5 separate regions of the Mus musculus genome follow, and regions 1, 3, 4 and 5 are each linked to region 2. A link is a loop called in an ENCODE intact Hi-C map of the cell type or tissue named here. Cell type or tissue: heart. All regions are shown on one strand. Links, peaks and the distances in the headings refer to the core of each region. The heading gives the core; the rest is flanking DNA.

Region 1 (5,758 bases), core at 341-5,340, 140 kb before region 2:
AAACAAACAAACAAAAAAAAAGAAAAAATCCGTGTCCAGAGAAACAGAGCAACTGCAGAGTACTGCCCGGGCACGTACAAAGCCCAGGTTGGGTCCTAAGTCACCAGTCAACCCAACTGTGGCAAGAGCAATTCTAAACATGGCATCCAAATCTGTTTGTTTCACCCCAAATGCATAGGTTCACAGGGTACTAAATTTCCATTCAAAAGTTTTTCCTGGAATTCTGAGCATTCACAAATTTCTATCAGCTAGTTCTCAGTAAGAATTGCTTTGGTCTAAAACTCAGTATTAATTCTGTGAGTACAGACAGAAAGAAAATAAGGATGCTGAGCATATCTCAGCCAGCAGAGGGTGGAGTGGGACAAAGTGCAAGCCTGGGCCATGGACCAGCTAGCCCGCTTCTTTTTTTATGCTTGTGTGTTTGCTGTGTAAGTGTATGCATGCCTATGCGAATGTGCAAACCTGTTCTCCTAAATACAAGGAGGCCAGAAGATGGAGTCCTGTGCTGTTTCACTTTCTATCTATTCGAGACATAGTCTGTCTGTGACCTCTTACAGGTTGAGTTACAAGCAAGTGTGAAATGGCTTGTTACATGGGTGCTGGGATCCAAACTTTGGTCTTCATGATTTCAAAACAAGTGTCTTTAACAGATGAACCTCCCTAGCCCATTACAAGTACTCACTATGTAAGCCAGGCTGGTCTTAGTCCAGTCTTCCTGCCTCAGCCTTCAGAGTGCTGGCATTACAAGTATATATCACCATGTCAGATCACACACTGGGCTCCAAAATTCCACTCAAAGCCTTCCACATCTGTCCCCTAATGGCATTATTTGCCCTAAGAATCCCACTGCCATACAAGTCTGCTCATCATCCAATGCCTGTAGCTATCATTCCTACCAGCAGCTGAATCCAGGCAGGTAACAATGTCCACATTTAGAAACATCTTCGAAAAAGGACTTCTAAAACCAGCTTTCCACTCTCCAACCAAACTAAGATCCCACTAGAGACTAACCACACAGAGATAGACCCATGCTCTGCAAATAATTTGATCTCTACATATTCAGCAGGGAGTTGAGGCCAATCTCCTGGTTCCTCAAATGAAACCCATCTGATTCCCACCACCATACTATATAGAGCTCGGTCACAGCCTGGGTTTTAAGCTACACGGTTATCTGCAGGGTAGACTCACAAAAGAGGCCTATAGCAGATCTGAGGACAGTGTGGCTCATCAGCTCCACAGGGGATAGAAAATGAACGACAGCAAGGGACTGGACACCAGATGCACCACACATAGATTTCATTCTCTCACTCAACATCTGCCACAGTAGGCAAAACAGTAAATGATGTCCTTCATTCATCACACTCCCAAGCCATAGAAAGACAAAAACATCCCTGACTCGTGAGCCAGACGATGTCGTGGACTTGTGAACTCAAAAGGAAAAGGATACAGGGTAGCTGGGCCCAAGACTGCATCTTTTTCTGGAGCTGAGACAGGTCTCAGAGAGACTACACCAGTGTGACGCTCTGAAGAGGTTGAGGGAACTAAGGTGTTCACAATACTGTGACTAAAACAGAACCAATACCAATGAAGAGGAGTCAAGGGTGAGTCAAGAAAACATATATGAAGGGAGACGGCTGAGAGAGATGCACACCGTTTAGGAGATGATGGTAGCCATCTTGTACCCAAGTCCAAAAAATGCCATGAGAAAGGGGGGGGGGGGGAGGTGAAACCAAGAGGAAGAGGCTAAATGGGGGAAAAAGAGGACTGAGGACTGAAGTCGAATACTGAAAAGCTAAAGGGAGCACGGATACATGGGGCAGGGTGTCCTGTGTGCTTAGCTCACTGTCCAAGAAGCCTCAATCTGGATGAATTTGCAGACAGCAAGGTGATGGGGCAGGGAACTGGGAAAGTTAAAGACAGAATTTTCCCGTTCAACACACGGGTCCTAGTTTCCTACTCTGTGTTAGGCACTATGATAGATCTGATGTGGGTAGAAATTCACACGGATCTTGCCCCAGAGGCCATGGATACAGGATGGGAAACAAAAAACAGACACGGGTTTTGAAGGATGAGTAAGTTAGCCAAGCTGTCAACACTAATGGGTAAAGAGTTCAGAGCACAGCACTCTAGGAATGAACGGGAAGAACAGGAAGGCAAGCGGCGAGCTGAGCCCGGCGCTAAGAAGCGAGAAGCATGCGGCCGCCACATCCCGGCCCCCTCCCTCCCGGGCCCGCCGCTCACCACACACACACACACACGGAAGCTCTTGGTCCACCCCTACAACGGTCCGGCCAGCACTCGGGCCGCCCAGTCGCGTTCCACCACGACGCCAGCAATTTCAGCCAATCGGAGATGGTCTCTGCCCTCCTCTGCCTGGACAGCCAATAGCGGCATGCCGAGACCGGAAGTTATTCCAGCCGGCTGGTGTTTCCACGGACGCCCAAGAGGTACCGGTGGCTGAACTTGGGGGTGCTGACTGGTGGGGCCGAAGTGGGGGCCGCCGGTAAGTGAGGAGGGGGTGGTCACTGCGCCGGGAGCGAGGGAGGGATGCCGAGGTGGCGCCGGGGCCTTCGGTTGACGCCCCGGCGCCGCGCCCCGAGGATCCAGCTCGGAACCGGGCTGTCTGTTCTCTGGGCACCTGTACCACGAGGGACCGGGAGGCTGCGGCGGCGCCGCCCACCCAGCCTGTCATCGTTTCCCACCGCCTGGGCTTTGCCCTGTAGGATCTCTTTGCCCTGTACGAAGTGTTTGTAAAGCCCCTGGTGCCCGTTTCACAGATGAGGAATCCTAAAGAGAAGCAGAGAAGGAACGCTACTTGCCCACGGTTTTATGATAGCACACCAAGCTCTATGTCCAACATTAAAAGCCTATCTTTCCGCTGCAGTGCACAACTTCAGAGCAAGGCTGCTTCGGGAAGGCAGTGATGTACAAAGCGATATGCCCGTCCTATTTGTCGCTACACTACACACAATTGCAATGATGCTGTGGGGGCGGGAAAGGAAGAGGGTGGGGAGGTCATATGGCGGTCAACCTGAAGAAAGGGACAGCTGATGCAATGCAATGACAAGTAGCTCCGGGCTCTTGAGAGTTTGGTTGGCCTCAGCCGCCTCCTCCCACGGCCCAAGTAGCTAGCCAGTGGCTGGACTTGCTCTTGAAGAAAGCTGGGCAAATGGCTCAAATGCTTTTGGGAACCTGAGTGATTTCTAGGAAACCCCTCAGTAAGTGAAACTGAAAGGGTGTGGCAAAGCAGATAAGAAAAACAATAGTCTCTTCTAAAAAAAAAAGAAAAAAAAAAAGAAACAAACAAAGAAACTGAAAGGGGAAGAGGAGAGTATTAAAGACCTCCACCCTGGCTGGGCAGTCTCATATGTTCAGCTGTCCAGCTTGAGCACCCTTGGACTACACAGCCAGGGTACGTATTGCCTTCTCTGCTAGGCTAGCAGCGTGTTTTCTGTTGTTGCAGTGGTTTGGTTTGGGTCACCTACCTCATATGAGAGCATTGAAGACTTGAGGAGGGTGTGTGTCTGGATTGGGATGTTGTGCATGTATTTCATCTAGTTGACTCAGGTTCAGGTGATGCCCTGGTTTTGAGTAGATGTGGTGGGTGCCCAGTGACCTGTTTGCATTCAGAGCTTGCCCTTCAGCATCTTCAAAGCTCCGGTTGATCTGGCCTCCTTAAGTGGTCAGTGTCTGAATACGTTGACATTCTTATTGTGACAACAGAGTCTGTAATGTCTGTCTTTGTAAATTAGTGTCTTTCTCTTTTAAGGTAGTATTCATAGGGCTCGGCTTGTAGTTCAACTGTTAAAAGGCTAACTTGGCATGTTCCAGGCTCTGGGTTCAATCTCCAATGCCTTTAGTTGGGAAAATAACCTTTCATTAACTAGACCACCATCATCTATCCCCAAGTTTTGTCTTCTGCGATCATGTCAATCTGCAACTATTGTTATCTACTCTTTGAGACTACAGTTCCAAGGTATCTAGAAAGTTTCCTAGGCCACCTTCTTTCCAAGCTGCCCCTAAAATCGTGTTGCTTTCTTCCCTCAGGCTGCAGAGACTGTGTGTCTTCCCTGTGATGGTTTCCTTATGGTCTAAATCCTTCTCTTTCCTATATGCTCACAGATAATGGGCCCCCTTTCTTTACAAGACTACTGTGTCATCTAGAACAGTGCTATTTTTCCAAATGAGCCATAGATTAAAAGGCCTGCAAAGGAGAGTTACGGGTGGAGGAGCCTTTGTAGGCTTCTCGTCAGAGGCCTGCTGTGAGTGCTCTGGAATAGGCGGTTTGACTTCTTACAATCCCAGTGCTTTTGTTACAGGGGATAATAGATAACTTCCTGGTTATAACCTCTTTCTTTCTTCCATATTGTATTAGTAGTGGGTTAGATAGCATTTCCTTAATAAAGAGACAACCTCCCATCTAGAGCTGATATGGTAAGTCCTCAAGACAGTGATCTTTAACCTTTTGGCATCTTGGATTCCTTCATAAAGATGGTAAACCTGAGCGATTCTTATATCCATTCATCGAGTGAATATGCAAATATTGATATACTTTAAGAGGTTCAAGAATTCCTAGCTAAGCACCTCTGAAGTTAAGCTGAATTCTAAAGGTTAGCAAACAAAAATAGAGGATGGGAGAGCTCTTCATACAATCCAGAGGTAAGTGTGTAACTGCGTGAAGGCAGGAAGATGGTAGCTCTGTTTTCTTTGCCTCAACCATTCCTAGAATATTCATTCAAGAAATTGCCTCTCATTCTCTTGGTCTCCCTCACTCTCTTCCTAATGCACTCACATACACACACACACACACACACACACACACACACACACACACACACACGAGATTTAAATGGTGACCATGCATGAGCAACCAGGAAAACAGATTTCGAGTGTTGTTTCCTCTGTCTGATTAGTTTATATGCCTCTTCCAAGTCAGAGTTCTAATACTGAAGAGATAGGTGCTCCCCTACAACGTGGGTCCTGAATGCAGATCCGGTTCCCTAGCTGATTACAGCAGCTGCCATCCCTGTTGCAATAGAAAGAGAGTAGCTGTCCCAGGCTCACTCACTCATTCTCCCCGGCACTTTTTCTAGGAGTTGAGTGCAATTCTGACCACAGCTGATTACAGTCTTTGCAGAGCCCCACATTTGTGGAGAAGTGGGGTAAACAAAGGCAAGTACAGAGGTAACCAGAACAGGGCAGATGTTACAGTGGGCAAAGAAACTAAAGGTCTGAGACCTAGAGGAGACCCAAGGCAGTCTTCCTGGCTCTCCCCAGATCTTAGAAGGTATGACTCAGTGCCAGAGCATTAAACCAGAGATAACCTTAGATCCGACTGACTCAGTTATCAACTAGAACAAACACTGGTATTTTTTATATTTGCTGGGTTTGGAGGAGGTTTGTTTTATTTTTTTTTTTCTTTTTTGAGAGGGTGGGGATGTCACAACAAGCTCTTACTATATAATTCTGGGCTACTTTCTGTAGCCCAGGCTAGCCTAAAATTTACCAGTCCCCCTATTCAGCAGATTTGGAGTCGTGCACCAACCACCACGTCCAGCTAAAACCTGCACTTACAAAGAAGATAAGAGAACAGCCTAGAGGAGGAGGCACTTACTGATTCAGGAGAGTCACTCATAGTAAATAGCAGAAATATATGCTGGTTTTCACGAATTACAATTCTATCAACTCTACAGCAGAGGAAGTGCTACAACAAAGTACGACATGTTCCAGAGTCCCAGGCCTGCGGTTGGTAATGGCT
Region 2 (5,758 bases), core at 354-5,353:
CAGCCGAACCCTTATCTTATCCTTATGTCAAACATGGAGTCAAGAAAGGACTGGGCGATTTAAGATGCTTGCAGGCAAAGAGGGCCAGGCAGGGGGGCTGACTTCAGACCCTTAGCATCCACATCAAAACCAGGCAAGGTGGGGTAGCTCCATTGCTGGAGGGGAGGGGAGGGGATGAGACAGACAGACAGACAGATCCAGGAGGCTTACTGACCCGCCTGCCGGTCTAGCTGAGAAGGTTCAGGAGGAGATCCCATCTGCAAACAAACAAGGTGCAGAGTGATGGAAAAAGACACTCAGCACTGATCTCTGCTCTTCTCCCGCGCACATGTGTATATGCAGCATGTGCGTCTGTACACACATGTAAACATGTATGCAACTATACATGCAGGTCCATACAAAAATAAAATTGTGTACCTGAGCCCAGCATTGTGGCACAAGCCTGTAATCCCCGGTGCCCTGGAGGCTAAGGAAGGAGGGTCACAAGTGCAAGCCAGTTTGGTTTGCATAGCAAGGCCTTATCTCAAAAACAGAAAAATGTGGGTCTGGGGTATTGAGTAGAATGCTACACTGCAAATTATGGCCCTGGGGCTAAAAACAATAGCAAAGTATGTGCCTACAACTAACGTCATTGAAAGAAAGCACAAAAGGAGAGAAAGAAAATGGAAGCCCCCAAACAAACTCATCTGCCTGTATTTCTCTGAGACCGTAACAGCTCTGCTGCTGGGAGTGGGGTGCCCTGTACACGCAGAGAGTTCAGCCTCCAGTGGGTGGTCTCCAACACAGCTAACTCTCAGCTGTTACTGAAGGCAGTCCCTAATGAAGACGTCAACTCTAACAGCCCATGAAACCTCCAGGCCTGTTTCACGTCTGATCTCTCTCTACCTTGCTAGCTGGTCCATGGAAGCCTCCAGCTCAGTGTCGCAAGTCAGTCAGCCTACACTGTCTGCGAGCCCAGGGAGGAGGCGTCCTGCAGGCAGCCTTCGGGATGCCAACTCTGCCGGGCAGAGTGGTGCACGCCTTTAATCTCAGCACTTGGGAGGCAGAGGCAGGTGGATTTCTGAGTTCGAGGCCAGCTTGGTCTACAAAGTGAGTTCCAGGACAGCCAGGGCTATACAGAGAAACCCTGTCTCGAAAAAACAAAAAAAAAAAGGATGCCAGCCCTGGGACTGAGACTGACTTCAGGTCTAGCCTCTGAGGAGCTTCAGGGCCAGCGCTGAGTCAGCCAAGTTATGTGGAAAGTAGGGTAAGGTGGGGTATACCCAGGAATTCCCTTGAGATCGAGTAGTGTGTCTGGAGAAGGGGACTAAGGGCAGAACGGGGTTCTGATAGGAGGCATCTGTCTCATCCCCGCGGCCTTGGTCAGTGACAGCAAGCACCCGTGGCTGTTTCGGGGGCACTCCTGTACTCCCATTCGCTCTTCCAACCCACCCCAGGGACCCGACTCTTCCTCCAGCTCAGCTCCAGGCTCTCAGCTGACAAGCACGCAGGTGCCCCCTCAGCCTCCCAGTTCTGTTGCCAGGCAGTCCAGCCTAAAGATCTAGGCCAGCCATCAGCCTTTGGGAACCTCCAAGTGCTATACAGTTTCTGTCAAGCCTAGACATACCTGGGAAGACAGAATCTCGCATTACCTCAATCAGGATGGCCTGTGGGCAGGTCTGGGGCGGGCGGGCGGGGGGGGGGCATTTTCTTAATTGCTAATTGATGTAGGATGACATGCTATCTTTGGGCAGATAGGCCCGAGTTGTATCAGAAATCAAGCTTAGCAAGCCTTGGGGAACAAGCTAGAAAGCAGCGTTCCCCCATGCTCTCCGCTTCAGTTCCTGTCTGGGCTTCCCTCCATAGTTGACATAACACAACCACCCACGCCAGGTTGCTTTTGGTTAAAGTGTTCTTTCACGGCAAGAGTAAAGCTAGCCGGGACCCCAGGGAAAGTACGCAGGCGCAGGCATCAGCTAAGGTGTAGTTCCTAAGCTATATTTGTGTCCACACAATGTTGAGTTCCTACTGCATACCAGACCCTCTATCTATCTGAAGGGGAGAGAATCCTGAAAAGCAGTTCTGTATGGTACCAGAAAAATCCCGAGGGAGCACAGCGCAGCACACACACACACACACACACACACAGCCCAGCATGCACTGCTACTGAAGTGCAGTTAGCAGGGAGGAAGCCAGGCGGAGCCACAGAGCAGACTACGGAGAACAGCAGGCCAGTGCAGGCCCCGCCTCTCTCGCGGCACGTGACCAGACTAGCCAATGCCTGCGCGGGGTGGGTCTGCTGGTCCCAAAGCACCGCCTCCCGGGTGCTCGAACGGGAAAGAGACGCCAGCAGGAGGCGCCACGGGGCCACGGCCCGACCGTGCGTGCGCTAACAAGTCATCGGGTCCACGGTTCCTGAGGTCGCAGCCTCTCCGCCTGGTTTGGGTTTCCGCGGGGCGTGGACGCTGAGAGGATTGCTTCCCCGTTGCGAGTTCGCTTGAGTTGGGGACGCGATGGCGGAGTGGCCGCGCCCCTGTGTGTCCCCAGCTGAGGATGTCCCTGCCTAGGGTGCGTACCGTTTACCGCCAGTCCTCACCTCTGAAAATGAGTGCGACTCAGTCTAATAAAGGTAGCCGTGCTGAGCAGGGATTTGGAGGACAGGCTCGGAAGGGAGTGGGCCAGGGAAGCCACACACCCAGGAACCCTTGGCTAAGCACAAATGGGAACTGACCTGGACGCACCTGGGTCATGGCTCCCATCCTGCTGACAGGAAGGAAGCTTAGAGAGTCACAGAAGTCACCTTAACTTCATTTGCTATAGTATAATTTGTATTTCAGACCCTTCTGCTCAGACTAGATCAACTCTGGTCTTACAGAGTGATTTCAAGGACAGCCAGGGCTACACAGAGAAACCATGTCTCCCAAAAAACCCCAACCTCGCCCCCCCCCCCAAAGTTGCAGGTATAAGGCCTTCAGGTTTTACTTTTGTTAATTTCTGGTTTGATTTACCTCGTGGTTAGAGAATTTAGTCTTACCTATTTTCTGTAGTTTTTATTTCTTAAAAATTGGATTTCTTTTTTAAAAAGATTTATTTATTTACTTATTTATTTATTATGTTAGTACACTGTAGCTGTCTTCAGACACACCAGAAGAGGGCATCCGATCCCACTACAGATGGTTGTGAGCGACCATGTGGTTGCCAGGTTTTGAACTCAGGACCTTCGGAAGAGCAGTCAGTGCTCTTAACCGCTGAGTCGTTTCTCCAGCCCTAATCTTATCTTTTCTTCCCTTTATTTGTGCTTGTGCGTGCACAAATGTGTATGCACATGTGCGGGACTGCTCATCCCACAGAACATGTGTGGAAGCCAGAAGTCGACTTACAGGGTTGCTCTCCTTTCTCCTTGTAGGTCCAAGGGATGGGGTCTAGCTTGTGAGGCTTCCTGGCAATTGTCTCTACTCAATGAGCCATCGTCCTGGTCCCTGACCATAATTTTACGCACCTAATCTTTAGGGGTTGATTCAAATTCTTGCTGCTGGCCTTGCTCTATTCTCCCCCTGGTGTCACTCGGCGGCAAGGTCACATCTTCATGGCCATTTGCGGTTATCTTGATCACAAAGTGTTCATCCTGACTGCATTTCATGTTTGCCTTGGACATGGTTTGCACCTTCTGTTTGTCTGCATCTGCCGATTTGACGTCCTCTCCTTCTCAGTCTTCCTGTTCGCATCCGTGGCTGCTGATTTTAGTCACCTGACTATTTGTTGAATCATTTAGCAGAAATATTTGTTTACTCTGGATACATCTATTTCCTTCTGATACCTTGGTAATTGTATTTATATTAAAATTCTTTTTAATTTTTAAAGTAGTTTTTTTTCCAACTTGCGATATATATTTTTTTAAGATTTATTTATTTATTATATGTAAGTACACTCTAGCTGTTTTCAGACACACCAGAAGAGGGCATCCGATTTCATTACAGATGGTTGTGAGCCACCATGTGGTTGCTGGGATTTGAACTCAGGACCTCCAGAAGAGTAGTCAGTGCTCTTAACTGCTGAGCCATCTCTCCAGCCCCAACTTGCGATATTTTAATGAATACATGATTTTTTTGTTGTTGTTTTTTGTTTTTTTGAGACAGGGTTTCTCTGTGTAGCCCTGGCTGTCCTGAAACTCACTCTGTAGTCCAGGCTGGCCTCAATCTCCCAAAAATGCCTGCCTCTGCCTCTCGAGTGCTGGGATTAAAGGCGTGTGCTACCACGCCTGGCCTGAATACATGATTCTTTAACTTGGCATCATTGATGAGTTGGTTTTGAAACAAGCCATTGATACTAGTTGATATGACTATGGAACTGTCCCTTCTCTTGTGATAACTCTGTGACTGGGGATCAGGTTCTGTTCTAGTCCAGTTTCTGTTCCTGTAACATCCTACAGCAGTATTACAAATGTGGCATTTGTCATATTGCTAACTATTGTAACCATTGCTCACTGGCTCATTGTAACATTGCTAACTCATATCTAGGAGGTCAGGTGTCTGTTTATGTGGGTGAGTGTTTTGCCTGCGTGCTTATCAGTACATCCTGTAATTATCTATCTTGTGTCCTTACATCCAAGTGCTGGGTTGTTTGTTTGGTTTGGCTTTGGTTGTTACTGTTGCTTGGAATATTTTTTTAAATATTTATTTTTATTTACTTATTTATGTGCACATGCCCTCAGAAGCCTGAAGAGGGCATTAATTCCCCTAGAGCTGGAGTTACAGGTGACTGTGAGCTGCCTGGCAGGGCTTGGGAACTGAGCTCTGGTCCCCAGAGAGAGCAGAAAGACTCAGGACCACTGAGGACACTCACGAGTGCTCTTTGGACCCGTTTGTGATTTAGAAATAGGGTCTCATTATATAGCCTCGCTGTCCTCACCCTGCAGATTCCCTCCTCTGAGTGGGCCCGGGTTTAAGATTCCCATTGGAGGGACCATAGGATGGCTTAGCAGGTCAAAGCACTTGCTGTGTGGAGCTTGTCTGAACACCAGAGTTTGACCCCTGGAACTCCATACAAATGCGCGCATGCGCGCGCGCGCGCGCGCGCGCGCGCACACACACACACACACACACACACACACTACTAAGTAAATAAATTAAAACACACACAGTGGCACACGCCTTTAATCCCAGCACTTGGGAGGCAGAGGCAGGCCGTCTGAGTTCGAGGCCAGCCTGGTGGACAAAGTGAGTGCCAGGACAGCCAGGGCTACACAGAGAAACCCTGTCTCGAAAAAACCCAAAAAAAAAAAAAAAAAAAAAAACCAAAAAACCCCAAAAAACCAAAAACCAAAACCAAAACAAAACAAAAAAAAACACACAGTAAAATAATTTAAGAGTCCCATTTTTGAGAGTGGGTGGGTAAAGGAGCGGGGGTGGGGTGTGGTGGGCGGGAGGGGGGAGGGTATAGGGGACTTTCGGGATAGCATTTGAAATGTAAATGAAGTAAATACCTAATAAAAAAATTGAAGGAAAAAAAAAGTCCCATTTTAAGGTCAAATTGATGATATGATGGGTCTCGAATGACAATGGCACAGTTTTGTCCCAAAGCCCCTGCAAAGACCACACAGTGGCCCTACTAAGTTGGAGTTCAAAGGCATTAGGCCTGCCTCCTGATGGACCATTTTTTCCCTGCCCAGGCAACACAAGCCACCCGAAAGGGTCCTTGCCCTTCACTCAGTCCCCAGAGAAGGCATCTTCTGTGCCTGCCATCTGCAGCTGAGTGGAGCAATGCCGCCTAAGCAGCTAAC
Region 3 (5,758 bases), core at 570-5,569, 140 kb after region 2:
CAATGTTGTCTGTGCAATACTTTATCTACTGGAATAACCTTAAACTCAACATTACTGTCCATGTGCAGAAGGGCAAAGGGCTTAGTGACCAATGGCAAAAATACTCGTGCATCCCTCCCTGTCAGTAGAATCTGCTCTGGCATACAAAGGTACAGCAGGATTTTCCTTCACGAGTCAGATTGTATCATGGAAACACTTAAAGTGATTATATCAACAAGACAAGACTTTAGACATTCCTTTAAAAATAGCAAAAGAAAAAAAAAACAACAACAACAACAAAAAACAGATGGCCACATCTGAGCACAATTTAAAAAATGAAGATGGGGAAAAAAAGGAAGGAAGAAAGAAAAGTCCAAACACTACTGAATGAAATTTAACATTTTGGAATTATGCAAAGAAACACTTAATCCAGAGATGTGTCAGAAAACCAAAAAGTTAACTCACTTAGAAATCCAAGGTGTGTAATAAAGGGACTCAGAGAAACATGATCTCTGACTGAACGTCATCAAATACACCCCCAAAACAAAACCAAGCAGAACAAAATTTAGAATGAAATTCAAGCTGGGAGTGGTGGTGCACACCTTTATTTCTAGCACTTGGGAGACAGAGGCAGGTATGTTTCTGTGAGTTCAAGCCCAGCCTGGTCTACATTCCCAGCCAGTTTTAGGATAGCCACAGCCAGAGCTACTGGAGAGATTCTGTCTTAAAAATCAAACAAACAAACAAACAAACAAACAAACAAACAAGGAAGGAGAGAGGAATGAAAGAAGAAAGGAAGAAAAAAGAAAAGAAAGCCAGTCAAACAAGAAAGCCTTATTTAAATTTCCAGCTCTTGGAGAACCTAGAGAGCTCGGATGCAGAATTCACCGTCTTGCTGGGCAGTGGCCCAGTGGCAGTCTGAGATGTAGGTTAAGCTCTGAACTCTAGGTACCTGAGAGGTATAATGGTCACACTGGAGCCAACACTGGAATCCCACTCAGATGGAAGGCACACCTATACTGTGTTCTTCTGACTCAATGCAGAAGGATGAGGAACTATGTCCTTTGAGCTGAAAGTGGTGTACACACTTCTAATGCCAGCACTCAGGTGTGGAGGCAGGAGGATCAGGATTTCAAGGCTAGACTTCGGTACATAGTGAGTGCAAGGTTAGTCTGGGCTACTTAGGACCCTGTCTCAAAAAGCCAAAATAAACAAATAAGGATGTTTATAGGCCACATGAATTTTTACGCTCAATCATTTTGTTGATTCCTGAACCTTTGAAAACCTACTACCACACACTTCCTGTTCTCATTAGTTGAGTTAATTCTGCCTAACTTAGTAAGTTCAGCAGCTTTATCAAACTCCTCAAAGACTTTCACGATTGAAAATGAGGCCTCCAATTGGCAGCACAGTTCCCTTCCCTTTCATTTTTTTCATTCTGCTGTGTAACAATGACTGGCAGGAGGCAGGAAGTTAAAGACAGACTAGAACAACATCAGTATTGGGAAGCCAAGCCTACCCAGCTCTGCTCAAGGGAGCTGGGATGGAAGCACCCTAAGTGTTGTCCCTGTCACCTTCCGCCTAGTGAAAAGTTAAATAGTAGGATACAGGTTAGATTCCTTAAGGGTTGTATGGGAATTCAGAAGAAAAGAGAAACATAGAGGGCCACTGAGGTTGGAAAAGGAGCTGAGGAGGAGTGTGACACAGGCCCGGGCTTTAGATGATGTCATTAAGGAGAGAAAAGAGCACCAACAAAAACCATGGGTTTAGACAGAGAGCAAAGAAGATGCACAGACCCACACCTAAAGCAGGTCTCCTACTCTTCAGTCTCTAAGATGGGCCTGCCTGTGTAGCCCAGTAGCAGCCCAGGCTGGCCTCAAGCTGGTTATCCTCCCTCAGCCTCCCCAGTGCTAGTACTCCAAGTATACACCATCAAGCCTGCTGTCTTTTGGAGAACAGAAGCTAAACTGCTAGCTCCGTTTCAAAGAAGGGCAGAAAGACCACCAAGGGCTTTATGTGCAGCAGAGGAGAAGCTGGACCAGAAATGAGCAAAGTTCTGAACTTTAAATTGGGAAGGATTGTCCCCAGAGCAGCAGGACCTGTTTAGCTCCTTCTTGCCTGTTTTTAACGGAAGCTGCCTTTAACTTTTCAGCCATGAGCAAACATGAGCTGACCCACACTGTTCATACCAGGAATCTTACCAAATGTGTCTACAGTTGAAGACAACGGGGAATAAAATGTAAAGGTGCTAAGTCCTTATTTCATGGCTTGGGGTCTGCTCTGAGGTGTATTTGTGTGTGAATGTGTCCTCTCTCCAGGAAATCCTTTTCTACTATGTACAATGCTGCTCTGTTTTTGAGATGGAGTCTTACTAAGTATTTATTGTTGGCCCAGAACTTGCTGTAGACCAAGATGACCTCAAACCTGCAGTAATCCTCCTGTCTCTCAGGGGTTTAGGAGTGACCTGTGTTTAGATTACAATATCCCCCACTTTCCCCACCCCAATTGAGAACCTGTACAAGGGTTCTCAAGTTAAAGTCACTCTTTAAAGCTCTTCTCTAGCTCGTGTTAAAAGAAGACCCACAATCCTATCAAAGCAGTAACAATACAATTTGCTTGAACAGCTCTCATCAGAGAAATCTCACTTTCATTAAGTCTCCTTTCAAAGGAACAGGCTGTCCATATCACCTGTCTGGTGCAGCCATAGCAGGTCAATAGACCTTGTTTATTATCGAGCTCTGGAGATAATGAGAGATGATACAGGTTCCGAGAAGGCTAACGCTTGGAGTTGGTCTCTGGCCCCATTACCTTAGCCAGAAAACCCCACAGCTCATTTGTCAACAGTAATGGAATCACTTAACCTCAGACCTGGGAGCCTACATGCCGACTAAGCAAAGACCCCAGCTCTCCGCTGACTGGTCATACTGTGTTTGTTTCACTTGCTCATAAACACTGCATCTGCAAACAGGATCATCTTCCAGGGACTAGTTTTTAGCATTCTAAATCTCAACTCTCAGTGGGTAGGAAGACATTAGAAATGTTGTCTGTACAACGTGCTGGCCTTTTCCCTCTCTCTAGTAAATTTCAGATCCGAGACAAGGGTCTGCTTCTTTCAGTAAATAGAGACTTATGACTCAGCAATACACCGACTAGCCTCTAAATTCCAGCCACCTTGGGAGAGCTTCCTCTGAGGGAGCAGTAAGTAACAGCCCCACTTAAAGTCAGGGGAATTAAAGCACAATGAACTTACATCCTTGGGGTAAAGGGCGCCCTCTGCAGGGCACAGAGAAGCCACCACAGCCTGGGAGAGAGCATCCAATAAAGCCAGCTCATCCTCTGCTCCCCACAGTCAGCTCCTATACTCTACCACCAACCTCACAAGTCACTGGTCAAGGGTTCACTCCAGGAACCTGGAGGGCTGCCACTCTCCTCCAGCCCTGAGTTCCAAGGTAGGATTCTTATCCTTGGCTGCTTCATCCCAAGCTTTGGATGTCTTCAGCAGCTCCTGTGGATAGTGAGCTCTGGAAGACATGTTCATACTTGCTATTTTCAGCCATGGCGTCTATTTAGTAGCTTTTCAGGAAATGTCAGGTGAATGGTCACTCTAAGAGCAGAAGGACCCCCGCCCCATCTTCCCACCTCCAAAAAGGCTCCTCCTGGAGTTGGTAGAGTTTACAAAATGGGAGCAACTTCTAAACTCTAAGTCACTGCCAAAGGCTACATGGCTCTGAGGTGGTATTCTAGAATATGTTGGGACTCATATCACATCATTTCATTCCTTCAGGTAATGAGTTTTGTTCTGTCACCTCAGATTTATTTGTTTTTAACGTAAGAGAATACTAGAATGGGCCAGTACTGGGGTTGTTAGCACCGAGCCAGATAAGCGCTAACAGATTCAGCCCTCACTACTTCCCAAACACAGAATACAAGCAAAGCAATGCTTCATCACCCACAGGAGTCCTTCTACACATGACTCCCAGGCTGCTTTAATAAGACAGGTAGCCAGGTGAGATGACTTCTTGGAGTCACAGTGTCTGTTTCTCCTGTAAGCACTGACGTCAGTCTCTGGGTTGCAGACCCACGGCCCTGCCTCTAGTTGAGTAAGCTCACCATTAATTGAGGCAGACTGGAGCATTCTGCCTTGCCATTTTGGCAACTAACTTGTTTGTTTTGCTTGTGGCTTCTAAGTTACTACCAAAACCATGGTATTAGTGAAGATCACCTGTATTACTCTGTTCCCAGCCCCCGTCCTTACTTTTTTTTAAAAAAGATTTATTTATCATTATACTTAAGTACACTGTAGCTGTCTTCAGATGTGCCAGAAGAGGGCATCAGATCTCATTGCGGGATTAGGGTGGTTGTGAGCCACCATGTGGTTGCTGGGATTTGACCTTAACTCCCTACTCTGTGCTGATTTCCTCCAACCAGGTGCTCCTACTGTTTCCTGTAAAAACCCACATGGTGGCAAACCTGAAAAGGATCTAGGAAATCAAAGAGTGGGCCTCACAGTCCGGCTTGGTTCAAATTCTGTCAGCAGGTATCTAACATCTCCTAGATGAATGGTGGTGATAGGTGTTAATATAACCTCTTGGGCTGGGCAGTGATGGCGCACGCCTTTAATCCCAGCACTTGGGAGGCAGAGGCAGGCAGATTTCTGATTTCGAGGCCAGCCTGGTCTACAAAGTGAGTTCCAGGACAGCCAGGGCTACACAGAGAAACCCTGTCTCGAAAAAACCAAAATCAATCAATCAATCAAACAATCAATCAATTAAAAAAAATAACCTCTTGACTTGAAGCACTCATGTTTCTGTAGGGCCGAGTCTACAAACACCAAGTAGGGCATGATCATTTGCTCCAATCACTGTGCAGAGATGAGGCATAGAGATGTGGGGAGTAGGAAGAGTCAGTCACTATCCAAGAGGATACTCTGTTCTTCCGCTGTCCTGTCTTCCTACAACTATGTGTGTGTGACAGGCACTATGATAGATCCTGGGATCCCAAAACAGTCTCTGAAAGGTTGTACTGACTGCTAAGACCTAAGCCAATTAACAAAATGTTACTGCAGACATGCAAAATAGGAAACTGACCAGACCTCACTCTAGCTGCTGGGCTGACTTTATGTGAATTACCTAACCTTTCTCAAATTCTACTCTCATTTCCTTTATTTATTTAACACATTCACTAGAGCCTATTACACACATACATACACACACACATACATACATACATACGTACAACACTTGAGTGAAGGCCTAGAAAGAAGACAGAATGCAGGGATGAGGGCTAAACATCACACGGCTGGTGTGGCTGGAGTGACAAAGGCCAGGAGTGCTGCGCACTGCCAAGCTTAGTAGGCCAAGACGTGCCAGGCATCATACGTGTCGGGGCTCTCCCCTCAGCGAGGTTAGAACGCAAGATTGACATGACTGAGTTTGGGTGAGACTACAGGAACAGACAGAAGCCTGGAAGAAAACACTGCAATGGAGAGTCAGGGAAGACATGGGCAGTCTAGTCTAGCAATGGGAGTGGCTGGGTACACTTTGAGGGAGAGCAGACAGATGAGATGCAGGAGTAAGAGGAAGGAGTAGGCACTGGATGGACTGGGGATGACTCTAGAAAGTACAGGCTTGAGAAGAGTGAAAGAATCGGGGCTGGCGAGATGGCTCAGTGGTTAAGAGCGCCGACTGCTCTTCCGAAGGTCTGGAGTTCAAATCCCAGCAACCACATGGTGATTCAAACCATCCGTAATGAAATCCGATGCCCTCTTCTGGAGTATCTG
Region 4 (5,758 bases), core at 533-5,532, 68 kb after region 2:
TTCTTCTATTCACTAAGGCCTCTCTGTGTGAACCCCAAGGTAGTGACACGTATGGAGATCCTCAACGCCCTGGTGCAGCTAGCATTTGATGTCACCATCTTTGCCCTCTGGGGGATCAAGCCCATAGTCTACCTTCTAGGCAGCAGCCTCCTGGGTCTGGGCCTGCACCCTATCTCTGGTCACTTTGTGGCTGAGCATTATATGTTCCTGAAGGGCCACGAGACTTACTCCTACTATGGACCCCTCAATTGGATCACCTTCAATGTGGGTTACCACATGGAACACCACGACTTCCCCAGTATCCCCGGTTACTACCTGCCACTGGTAAGTGCTCAACCCAGGCTGAGCTGGCATGGGAGGAGTGGGGAGTGATGGGAAGGGCTCTGGCTATTCCCTGGCTGCCTTTCTTTTGTGTGCTTGTAAGGGGATGGTTATACACTTTTGGAAAAGCTATACCACGTAAGCCAGTGACTGGAGATGGAGGAGGCAGATCCATAGAGGGCAGAGTTTCCTAAGCGAGTGCAGGTTAGCAGCTTAGGTTAGTATACTGCTGGAACCTGGCTGATGGGCTCTGGTGTGTTCCTGGTCAAGTGCTTGCCCCATTTTCAGCTTCCTTTTCTGTATCAGTGGACACTGTGAGAAGTACCCTGCTTCTTACCTCCTGCCTGTGGGTGCTAATTTCTTATCACAGCCTTGGGACAGTAGAGGCATACTGTGCCCCGCTTGGAGCTGGCCAGGCAGCACAGGTGTGGATCTTGTCCTTGCATCCTATGGGTTCTGGCTGTAGTGACAGGGAGGGGAAGCTAATAAGAAGGGAAGGGAGACTGAGGTGGAGGAGGGGTGTTGAGGCTGAAATAGAGGGACTGGAGGTTTTGAATGTTAGGTAGGTGTGCAAGGGGCAGCAGTGGGGGAGGGGGCTCCTGTTCTGAGTATGTTTGTGTATGCCCTCCTTGGGTGCCGTGTGTGTGTGTGTGTGTGTGTGTGTATGTGTGTGTGTGTGCATGTGCGTGTGTGCATGTGTGTGTGTGAATGTGTCTAGTATGTGTACATTGATGGGCTGGATGCCTTTGGTTGTCCCGGTGATGTGTTCATGCAACTACGAAGCTGTCTGACCCCTCCACAACAGTCACACTCAAATATACATTTGAAATGAGGGCAGAGGTTAAGAGGAGGGGACAGTACATCTCAGGAGCCAAGCCTGAGTCTCGACTGAGGCCGCCTCTGACAGGAGCCTTTCACAGAGCACTTGCTCTCCACAGGAGAGAAGGCTGTCTGCTGGGCCCACTAGACACAGTGATGGCTTCCCTAGGAAGGCAGGAAGACAATCTCTCCAGCACTGCGGGAGTTTGGTTATATAGGTGCTGTGGCTGCAGCACTCCCTGGGGGAAGTGTGATTGCTCAGGAAACAGTGAACGGTGGTGAGGCTCGGAGGCTGGCAGAGCACAGGATGTTGGAGTGAGGGATGAGGGTAGGACCCAAGGCCGGCAGGGCGTTGGTCTCAGAACTCTGCAGGCTCATAGAAGACACACCCTGATTACGTGTATGAGTGTGTGTGTTTACTCACTAACCAGTCAAGGTGCAGTCTTGACCCCAACCCCTTTCCACAGGTGCGGAAGATTGCACCTGAATATTATGACCACCTGCCGCAGCACCACTCCTGGGTGAAAGTGCTCTGGGACTTCGTATTTGAGGACTCTATGGGACCCTACTCCAGGGTTAAGCGCAAGTGTAAGCTGGCGAAGGACCACCTGTGAGCCCTGCCGACCAGTAGTCCAGATCGAGCAGCCATACGCCTCCTGCCCGTGTGCCTGCATCAGCTTCTGCAGTCTAAGCTGCTTCTGGGTCTGTTGTGCCCAGCAAGTAGATAGATACAGAGTAACCAGGCTTACCTGAACTTTCTGGGTCTTAGCTATGACTGACCAGGTTACGGAGCAGGCAGTCCCACGGAGCTGCCTTCCTCTATGCCCGAAATTAAATCTAATATGCCTTTATAGTCTATGTGTTTTCCTTCTTTTGGGCAGGATGGAGTCTTGGCCTGAACCTGGGCTCCCAGAGAATGAAGCCTGAATCCAAATAGGTTGAGTCCAGCACCTGTGTAGCTCCTTTTAGCAAGCCCCATGCCCAAGTCACTCCCTTAGGCTCTAGAAGGCCCGAGGCATCCACCAATGTGGAGGAACATCTATGTATGGGCTGCTGAAGGGCCCTCCCTCCATGCCACGAAACAGTTCCACTTTAGGCCCTCTGACTTGTGGAACCCTAGGCTCGGCTAGGGTCAGGCTGGCAGCATTGAGTCCATATATCTGAACAGGGCCAGGTCACGTTGACGGCATGGGGTTCATCTCACCCCATCCTACATGGAACTGGCTCCCAAGTCAGATGGCTGGCTGGGCTTGTGTGTGAGTCAGGGATGGGGCACAAATACTGATGTGATGGCTTATCTGTGGTTAAAGAGGCAGCCTTAGTGACTAGACCAGCCTTAGGCTGGACCATGGTTGGTCCTGATGTCCAAAACAGGTAGCAGCAGCGTGCTGGAAGAGGATGCCTTGGTAGAGAGACACAAGAGTGGGTCCAGCCTTACCGCTCCCACTATAGCCTAAGCTTGAGGTGGCAGGCTTGACCAAGGACACCACCACAAAGGAGGCCAGGGAGGGAGGGTGTGCCACAGCCATTGCCTCATGCTTAGGAGTGGCCTCTGTGGTTCTAGGAACAGGTGGCCCTGAATAGTGACTGAGATGACTTAGAAGACCTGGTCTAAGGACTCCTGAGATAGGACTTTGAGCCAGGGCAGGTAGCCCCGCCCTGTGCACACAGGCTAATCCAGGGACGGAGGGGAATGCCAGTGAGGCCAGCTGCCACCCTAATCTCCTGGATGTGCGTCACTTCAGCCAGGCCAGCCAGCCCTCTTCTGTAGATAGTGTCATAGGCTGTGTTGAGACGCCCTCTCACGTCGGAGGCTGGTATGGGGCTTAACTGTACTTCCGAAGGTGCCGTGAACGAGCTGTGCTGAGGGCATTTTGACAGATGCTGTGAGGGCTATAGCAATGTTCCTCTCAGGAATGTGGGGTGTGCTGCCTTGGCCAGGCCTCCTAAAGCTGCTCCGTTTTTTTTCTCTCACATTCCTGGCCTTTAGGATGACTGGAACCCAGTGAGAAGAGATGTGCTGTAGACCTCACCCCAGCCTCTCCTACCCAGCCCCAGCACTGAGCAGGCACCCTGTTCTAAGGTCCTGGTGGCCATTGGAGTTCACAAGGTCCCCATGGCTACTCTCCTGGCCATATTGACATGACCCTTGACATCAAGAGCCAGAGGCTCCCTGTAGCCACAATGGAGATTAAGTGCTGGGACCCTCCCTGGGTGGCCATGGATTGTTTCTGGCAGTGTCACAGGAATCAGGGAGTCTGGGTGGTGGAAGCCTCCTGTGGCCTCACTGAGCCTCAGGACCACTTCTGACACCTGACACAATGAACATGGAGTCCTCACAGCCCACCCACCTGAAACACTGGGGCTGTGTGCAGGACCTGGGGCTCAGCTCTACCAGTAGGAGGTGCCTGGTAACCTGTCTACCCTCCTGGGGCTGTTTTGATGGAGCCCAGCTGCTTTCTGAGGCCCCCTCTTTCTCCTGTTATCCTCGCATGCTCTGGCCTGCACATTTCCACCAGGGCAGCCAAGAGCCGGCGCGTGAGAGTGAGCCAGAGCCTGAGTTTGGACAGTGAACAGTTTATTATTGTGTGGACACAACGCGCACTGCGTGGACAGACAGACTGCAACACCGTGGCTGCTGGAGCTGTGCTGCATTCTGACAGCTCTGTGGCATGGAAAGGCCACACTGCACCCAGCTGCTCCCTGTCAGCTGAGGCACCAACAGTGTCACCTAGGAGAAAACTTGGAAGCCATCTAATAAAGCAGGTGATTTGGGGGTGTTCTCTATAAACCAAAGGAACGTACACTTAAATAAGCAAATATAAAATACAAAAAAAAGAATAGACCCGGTGTTCTGTGTCAGATACACTAAAAAATCCAGGAGTTGAAGTTTGTTTCCTCATTTTAAGATTGTATCACAGGTTGAGACTTAAGTACATCCCAGCTTCTGCAGGCTCGATGCTCGCTGGGGCCAGCACGGCTCCTCGCAATCCTCCAGGACTGGTGCCATCTTACGTGGTGCTGATCCCACTTAGCTCCTGCCTGATGGCTAAGGGCAGGACAGGAGAGCGGGCTCAGTGTAGAAGGAAGGACCCTGCTCAGGCTGCCATGGGCACACATGGGCTAGAGGCCCAGCAGCATGGCAGCTCTGATACAGACCTTTGGGGAGGAAACCTAGCCCTCATGGGCTTCTACCCACTAAAGACAGGAACGTGAAAAAGCCAAAAACTATGCCTCACCCCAGAGCTGGGTTGGGCTGCTTGTAGGAGGGACCCAGAGTTTCCCTGATTCTGACATCCACTCAGAGGTGTATGTGATAGAGCGGGAGTCTCTGGCTGCAGAGCTGTTATGGACTATGCTAGTACCATGGCCTGGCCTTTCTCCTCTAGGACAGGTTCTGTTCTGGACACCTGAACATCTGTTAAGTCCTCCCAAATGCCTCCTTTCTTCTTCCGGCCCCCTCATTCTGCACCCCATTGCTTAGCTCCCCACACTCTCCCTCCCTCTTTCACAGGCCTCTGGTATCCTCCCAGTGGACAGACATGGCTGGAGCAGGGTCACCGTTAAGTAATGGGATCTCTGCAGGTTCAGGACCCTCACATACTTTCCAGGGGCTCAGAGCATGGACCTACACGGTGATGGCAGGCAGTGACTGAAGCAGTGACAGGAGAGCAGTGACTTCTGTGCCCCTGCCTCCCTGCAGAGGGACAGTACTCATCATGTCTTACCACTCCCTGTCTCTTCCCAGGTAGCTAGCTGTCTTGAAGATGGCCTGTTGCACTCAGTGTTTCCTACTCAGCTATTTTCCCAAGTGCCAGAAAGGGAGCCCCTCCCAAACCCGCCCTGCCCTGCCCCACCCGGAAGCTGGAAGTGCCTGGCAGCCAACTATTCTTTAGCTGTGCTGCTTCCTTCCCTGCATTCATGAACGCTCAGACCTGTATTCCAGTAGGACTGGACAGACAGGACTTGCGCCCTCTGTGGCCAAGGGTTGTAGCTGCTATAGAGACTGGCCACCAGGTCCTCACAGTACATCTTCCCCATGGGAGTCTGTCATTAGCTGCCCCTCTGGCTTCATAGGCCTTTCTAGGACAATCACTGCTGCTGGCCTGGGAACCAGTGAGAAGCGAGGCAGCACGTGGGCAGCAGGCATAGGTGCAGACGCAGGCTATGATTTGCTGCTCTGTTCCAGCCCAAGTCATCCCTCAAAGGCCCTGGTGGGGTCAGGTGCGACACAAGGGTCACAGTCTCAGTTTTTAGTTTCCCAGAGCTCTTCTGGGAAGGAGAGAACACCATGTCTGCTCATACACAGGATCATGCAGGCTGTAAGGAAGCTCATCGCCCTCCTGAGGCAGCATTGGCAGGGCTGGGCAGGCAACAGATGTGAACAGGAAAGGACAGAAACTAGGGGGTGTTTCCACACCCACCCTCTCCTGCACACGTGATCTGAGAGGATGCTGAGGAGAGGGAGGTCTCAGACACAGAAGCCACACCCAGCGAGAAATGCAGTCTTGGTAAAGCACTTTGTTTTTCTGCACCTGTTTCCAGGGCTGCTCACTGGGGCGAGTGGGGTGCTGGGAGGGCAGTGAGCGCACCCTGGCTGAGGTCCACTCACCATCAA
Region 5 (5,758 bases), core at 525-5,524, 55 kb after region 2:
GTTAAAATCTTTCCTCCTTATTTAGACACAAAGGGATTATGTCACAGTTTATTGGATCACCCCAAGATTGTGTTGTTTACTGAAAAAAACCTGTTTCTACTTGTGGTGTGGCTCAGCCCTGGCACACGCCGTTAATCAGAGACAGGATTAAATAGATTCAACCATAGATCAAGAGGTAGGGCAAGCAACCAGTTGGCAGAGTGTGAACAGAGAGGAAAATCCACAGAGTTAGAGGAAGTCGGGAGGACAGATAGAGAGATGCACAGGAAGTAGAAAGGCGGGATATTGAGTCTGAGGGGTTTTGGAGATGTGTGGAGAAGGAGAACAGGATGTTAGCTGAGGAGGAGGGTCAGCTGGGCGCTTTCTCTGCCCCTCTGAGCTACCAATCTTTCACCCCAGCATCTGGCTCCTGAGTCTTTATTGGTAAAATCAAACGATTGAGATTTTGTTTAAAACATCACTAGTGATGTTTGGCAAGGTGTCTACCCCTGGGGTGCACTGATGACAGCCTCAGTGATTTATTGCTAGTAACACAAGGAACACCCTGGAAAATGACAATGTGAACCACACATATCACAGAACCGCTCAGCTTGGCATTCCCGTCAGCCACTGTGACTCACGGCACATGATTATATAGCGTGCATTTACCTATCAGCTCATACCAGCATCACTTCAGACTGTGAGATGCATGTGTTACCATGGTGCTTGGCCACACAATGCTTTAGCTCCTTTAAAATCTCACAGGATCATTGCTCCATGTGTGCTAAGACGTGCCTCTTGGAGACACCAGAGATACACACGTATATCTGCAAAACACCCCAAACTCTCTTTCTCCTTTGACAGAGTCTCACCCTGGAGCCCATGCTGGCCTCACCCTTGCAATTCTGACTCAGCCTCCTGAGCCCAGGGGTTACAGGAATGTTGCACCATGTCTGGATACCTCAGTCATCTTTGGCCTCAAAAGTTTTCTCCTCTATGAATTGAGGACACCACCTGGTTGCTTTTCTCTGGGCAGGAGGTGTCTCATGCAAAGCTTATGTTTTCTAACCCCTGACCTGGGCCCGACCAGGAGGCAGGTGGTGCCTGGAGGGCAGAACAGGAACCTAGATAGAGGCATCAAGATGGGTGATCAATGTAAGGCAGTACGTTGACCCTGGCAGCTCTCCAGAACAGAGGTTAGGGGCTCGGTCCAGTTACAGGTCTGCTTGTCTCCATTCCTGCCTGCCTGAGATGTGGCTTTCTCATCTGGCCTCAGATCTCTCATTTGGCAACTGGTGGGATGGCGGCTGAGAGTTTGTTTGTTCATTTGCTTGGTTTTGTTTTGTTTTTTGTTTGTTTGTTTGTTTGTTTGTTTTTGATGTGGCAGTAATGGGCCTCTGGCCCTGGCTCCCATATGCTGCAGTGAGGACAGTGTGACTGAGTGTCTGCCCTGTTGAACTGTGGAGTCATCCGAAGTGCCCGCCGTGCTCCAGACACCGCTGGCTGTCTAAGTCCTCTCCCCCAGCTCTACCTGGGGTTGAGAGTGACCCATGCTTCTAGACTTCCGGAAGATGAAGACTCTGTCTGTCCCATGTCTGCCCTTGGTCTTGTCCCCTGTGCTAGGCAGGGTCATAGAGAGGCCAGGCTCTAAGGCTCTGGAAGAGCAGAAGCAGGGGGAGAGCAGGTAAGAGCTCTGCTGTCACAGACCAAGCCCTCTCCTGCTGAAAGCTCAGAATACCCAAGATACAATTCACAGACCACATGAAGCTCAAGACAAAGGGAGACCAAAGTGTGGGTGCTTCGGTATGTCTTAGAAGGTAACAAAATACACACTGGAGCAAATACAGAGACAAAGTGTGGAGCAGAGACTGAAGGAAAGGCCATCCAGAGACTGCCCCACCCGAGGATCCATCCCATATACAGTCACTAAACCCAGACACTACTGTGGATGCCAACAAGAGCTTGCTGACAGGAGCCTGATAGAGCTGTTTCCTGAGAGGCTCTGCCAGAGCCTGCCATATACAGAGGCAGTTGCTCGAAGCCAACCATTGGACTAATCACGGGGTCCCCAATGGGGGAGTTAGAGAAAGGACTGAAGGAGCTGAAGGGGTTTGCAATCCCATAGGAAGAACAACAATATCAACCAACCAGAGCTCCCAGGGTCTAAACCACCAACCAAGGAGTATACATGGAGGGCTCTGTATATGTAGCAGAGGATGGACTTGTCAGGCATCAGTGGGAGAAGAGGCCCTTGGCCCTAAGAAGCTCGATGCCCCAGTGTAGGGGAATGAGAGGGCAGGGAGACAGAAGTGGGTGGGTAGGTGGGGGCACACCCTCATAAAAGCAGGAGGAGGGGGCATGGAATAGGGGGTTTCTGGGGGGGATGGGGAAAGGGGATAGCATTTGAAATGTAAATAAATAATAAATAAAATATCCAATTAAGAAAAAAAAAAAAAGGATGCCCGAGGCGCCTTACTTCTTAAGCCTTGCACCTGCGGATCCCCTAACCATCAATCTCCTCCCCTTTCTCTGGCTATTGAGCTACTTGTCCTACAAGATCCAGTGCAGAAGCTGCTCCAAGACCAATCTGCGCCATGGCACAGATCACCCTGAATCATGTCTATACCTCCAGCCCTCGTGTTTGACTCTTCTGCATTTTTGTTGTGTCTTTATGTCACTCTGCCTGGACACGCTGGGAAGACGTTGCTGGGGCCTGCCTGTCCCAAGCTCCAGATAGCCCTCTTCCCAGCTTCTTCTCCCCCAACATTCCCACTTACTCCCCTGTGGGGACCCGAACGCCCAAATCAGAAGACCCAGACACCCATGAGTCCCAGCGTGAACTGCGCTCCACGATAAGGCAACCCTGGCGCGGAGACAGGTGTGCACCGGAGCGCACCGCCTACAAGTTGCCTGGGGCTTTGCCACACCGCCAGGAATCCAAGATTACTGGCGGCCCCTGCAGGACTGCCAGGGTGCAGGAGTGACCGCATCTCCCAACCCAGGCCACTTGGGTTCCAGGGGACCACCGCGACCCGCCCCTAGGTCCGCCCACGAGGAGACTTAGCCTCAACTCCGCCCCTTGCCCCCGGCCCCGCCCGGGTCCCTAGGTCCCCGCCCGCGACACCTAGGTATGCTGTGACAGGTGAACACTGCGCAGCGGAGAGCTCGCTAGGGCTCCAACGTCCCCACCATGGGTAATAGCGCGGCCCGCAGCGACTTCGAGTGGGTCTACAGCGACCAGCCGCACACCCAGAGGCGCAAGGAGATGCTCGGTGAGCGCGCGCGAATCTAGCTGGGACACAGTAGCCACAATGGGGTGAATAGGATATGGGCGGGGGACAGTGCGCACGGGGGTCAGGGGTGGTGTGGTGGTGGGCCAGCGCGCCCCGCGGGTTCTTCGCCTGCAGCTAGTATGCGCCTGCTGTGTGCAGACCCTGCTCAGGAAGCAGGATATGCCTTTTTCCTTGGGGACGCGGGAGACCCCGAAGATCCCACCGGAGGATAGTAGCTTTCCTGCGGTGGATCTCTCCGAGGTCCCAGGGTGGGCACTGTCATGCGGATACCCCGCTGCGCGCTGGAGGACGCTACACTCCCTTCTCTCCAGCCATCCCTTTGGCGCTGGAGCATCTGTAAACGCTTGTATTTCATCAGATCAGCAATGCTGTTTCCTGTGGGTTTAATTCGAGTAAGTTTAACTCGCATTTATTCAACGGCCACCTTCAGTTTTAGTTGCCAGCGGCATCCGGGCTGGTCTCCTGGTCTCCAGGTTGTCGTTGGCCAGGTCTTGAACTGATAGGTCTGTTCTTGGAGCTTTCACTTTTTTGACATCTTCCTGACCGGCCCCTAAACTGTGCAAGCTTCCCTGTGACTTTTACATCTTTCAAATTCAGTTTGTGCCTGAGCTGCTGCTGCAGCTGCAATTGAGGGCTCAGGACCTAGAAACTGTTCTGTGGGTTTGTTCTTGTGGTTGTCTCCCACATGTCTGGGTTAGGCATCCTCCCTACTCTTGTGAACTTACCAGGCACAGCAGAAGGGACCTTGGTTCCCCTTCCTGTGCCACAGGAGGAGAGCAGGTGCCTGAGGGTGCTGAGGCTGGAGCAGGGGCCTCCTCAGCTTCTCCCCTGTCTCTCCAGTTTCCCTTTCTGAATTCTCTGGGCACCTGGCATTAGGTAGGGAAGACCTGTGGACAGGGACAGGGACACGTGCTCATGGGATCCAGAAAGACCACACCTGTGTGTGTCTGCATGTGCGGGTGCGCGCGCACACACACACACACACACACACACACACACACACACACACACACACACACAGAGGTGGGGGGGGGGAGGGAGGGACCTGCCAAATGTGGTCACATTCTACATTGCCTGGTACATTGCTAAGAGGATGAGGTAGGCTTCCTGAGGGATGGGAGCGGGTAAGGTATCTGGGACTCTAGGATACATGAAAGGTTCCTGACTCCTAGCTGCACAAGTGGACTTCAAATTTGTGGTCCTCTGTTGTTCTCTGCCTCCTAAAGATGTGCACCGCAGAGCCAAAACTCTCTAGTTCCGTTTGGCTTCAGACTTCCTATAGATGACCTTGATATCTGGATCCTTCTGCCTCTGCCTTCCCACTTGGGGTATTAAAGGCGCCCACCCCCACCCCCAGCATCTATGAAGAATCAACCCGGGGCTTCGCATGCGCTAAGCAGCATTCTGCCAGGGGACCACACCCCAGCCCCAAATCTCTCTTTCTAACCACAAAACCATGAGCCTTAGAACACATCCAGCCTTCCTAGAAGATTGATGGGGGAACAGTGGCAGGGCTGGAGCTGTAGGGAAGTGAGGGGGACGCTCTGGTCCAGGCACAGTAAGAGGGCTATCATCTCTAGGGAGCTCCGTTCATGCCCCTGCTATAGGGCCTCTCTCTGGCTTCCTGATAACCTGTCTGGTTAGTACTGATGACTCTGGATGTGTGTTCTTTCACCTGCTTGAGCTCTGGTCTTTCCTGCTTCGCCAGGCATGGCTCATTGCCTCCTCCTCCAGGAAGCCCCCACCCCACCCCACTGGCTGCTCTGATGGTCATAGCCAAACGGGTGGTTGGTCACCCTGGATTCTGCCTCCCTAACTCCACCGCCCAAGCTCTGGTCTCTGCAGCAGAAATTCTGTGGCTGGCAGAAAGGCTGTTCCTATAGCCAGGGATGAATCATGCCGACAAGAGGAAGTTGGGAAAGGCCATAGGCCATCAGAGAAACTTCCTTACAAAGTTGCTGTTCAGACTTGGGAGGTGATGTGTGAAACACTCTGGCCAGGATCGCCACAAACGTTCACAGGAACTGTTACTTTTAGCCTCCTGTACCTGTTACTGTAGCCTCCTCCACAGGGGTAGACTCACAGAGGATGGGGACAGATGTCATACGGCCCCTTATTTCCCCAGCCCGAGCGAAATCTAGCCCCAGGGAACTGTTCTTTCCCTTTGCTGAGGAGACGCCATTTGCCCTGTGTTGTACAGCCCAGAGGTCTCTGAGGCCTGGCTTGCGCAGGTCTGGATGGGTGACGGCCCACTGATGGCTACATCCAACTCTGCTGCAACCTGACAGGGGCCAGTTACAGAATCTCCCAGGAAGTCAAGGCTAAGAGTTGGCCCCGGTGTTCTGTGATAAGACCGAAGTCCACCTCCTGTTGTCTCCAAGGGCGAGGACATGCTCTCCTGGCACAGTGTCCTAAGAAAATACGATCCCATGGCGGCATCTAAGAACATGCCTTCTGAGCCAGGGCGGCCAGGAAGTTGAGCCATT

What was found. Peaks named below come from ENCODE experiments on the same cell type or tissue, not always from the same donor. Only the 100,000 strongest peaks of a DNase experiment are listed, where the experiment ranks them.
Region 1: it touches region 2 in a loop (3-fold over the local background); 8 of 42 quality-filtered maps call a loop at or near these places.
Region 3: it touches region 2 in a loop (7-fold over the local background); 28 of 42 quality-filtered maps call a loop at or near these places.
Region 4: it touches region 2 in a loop (3-fold over the local background); 8 of 42 quality-filtered maps call a loop at or near these places.
Region 5: it touches region 2 in a loop (7-fold over the local background); 10 of 42 quality-filtered maps call a loop at or near these places.

The regions. Positions count from the first base shown.
Region 1 is chr12:108,890,814-108,896,571 of GRCm38, reverse strand. Wars (tryptophanyl-tRNA synthetase) reads left to right here and starts at 2,398. Exons shown (of 10, transcript NM_001164314.1): 1 at 2,398-2,503. Wdr25 (WD repeat domain 25) reads right to left here and starts at 2,300. Exons shown (of 7, transcript NM_177602.3): 1 at 2,259-2,300. In heart, for the core only: a CTCF peak has its summit at 343 (motif pointing right); DNase peaks (open chromatin) are centred at 2,351 and 3,031; H3K4me3 peaks cover 2,300 bases; H3K27ac peaks cover 1,537 bases.
Region 2 is chr12:108,754,599-108,760,356 of GRCm38, reverse strand. Gm33628 (a long non-coding RNA gene) reads left to right here and starts at 2,166. Exons shown (of 2, transcript XR_381913.2): 1 at 2,166-2,547; 2 at 3,386-3,842. In heart, for the core only: CTCF peaks have their summits at 2,271 and 4,705 (motif pointing right); a DNase peak (open chromatin) is centred at 2,246; H3K4me3 peaks cover 1,098 bases; H3K27ac peaks cover 1,155 bases.
Region 3 is chr12:108,610,792-108,616,549 of GRCm38, reverse strand. All of the region lies in intron 1 of Evl (Ena-vasodilator stimulated phosphoprotein), which reads right to left. Among named protein-coding and RNA genes, the nearest start is that of Mir342, 45 kb to the left of the region's middle. In heart, for the core only: a CTCF peak has its summit at 3,259 (motif pointing left); a DNase peak (open chromatin) is centred at 3,289.
Region 4 is chr12:108,686,460-108,692,217 of GRCm38, reverse strand. Evl (Ena-vasodilator stimulated phosphoprotein) reads right to left here. Exons shown (of 13, transcript NM_007965.3): 12 at 5,753-5,758; 13 at 3,702-4,189. The coding sequence ends at 4,152. Degs2 (delta(4)-desaturase, sphingolipid 2) reads left to right here. Exons shown (of 3, transcript NM_027299.5): 2 at 1-324; 3 at 1,608-1,996. The coding sequence ends at 1,754. Among named protein-coding and RNA genes, the nearest start is that of Gm33467, 3.3 kb to the left of the region's middle. In heart, for the core only: CTCF peaks have their summits at 2,941 and 5,123; a DNase peak (open chromatin) is centred at 5,147.
Region 5 is chr12:108,699,654-108,705,411 of GRCm38, reverse strand. It overlaps Degs2 (delta(4)-desaturase, sphingolipid 2), which reads left to right and starts at 3,106. Exons shown (of 3, transcript NM_027299.5): 1 at 3,106-3,251. The coding sequence starts at 3,170. It overlaps Gm40572 (a long non-coding RNA gene), which reads left to right. Exons shown (of 4, transcript XR_872978.2): 4 at 1,367-1,888. In heart, for the core only: a CTCF peak has its summit at 2,938 (motif pointing left); no DNase peak of the experiment used is centred there; H3K4me3 peaks cover 1,180 bases; H3K27me3 peaks cover 4,939 bases.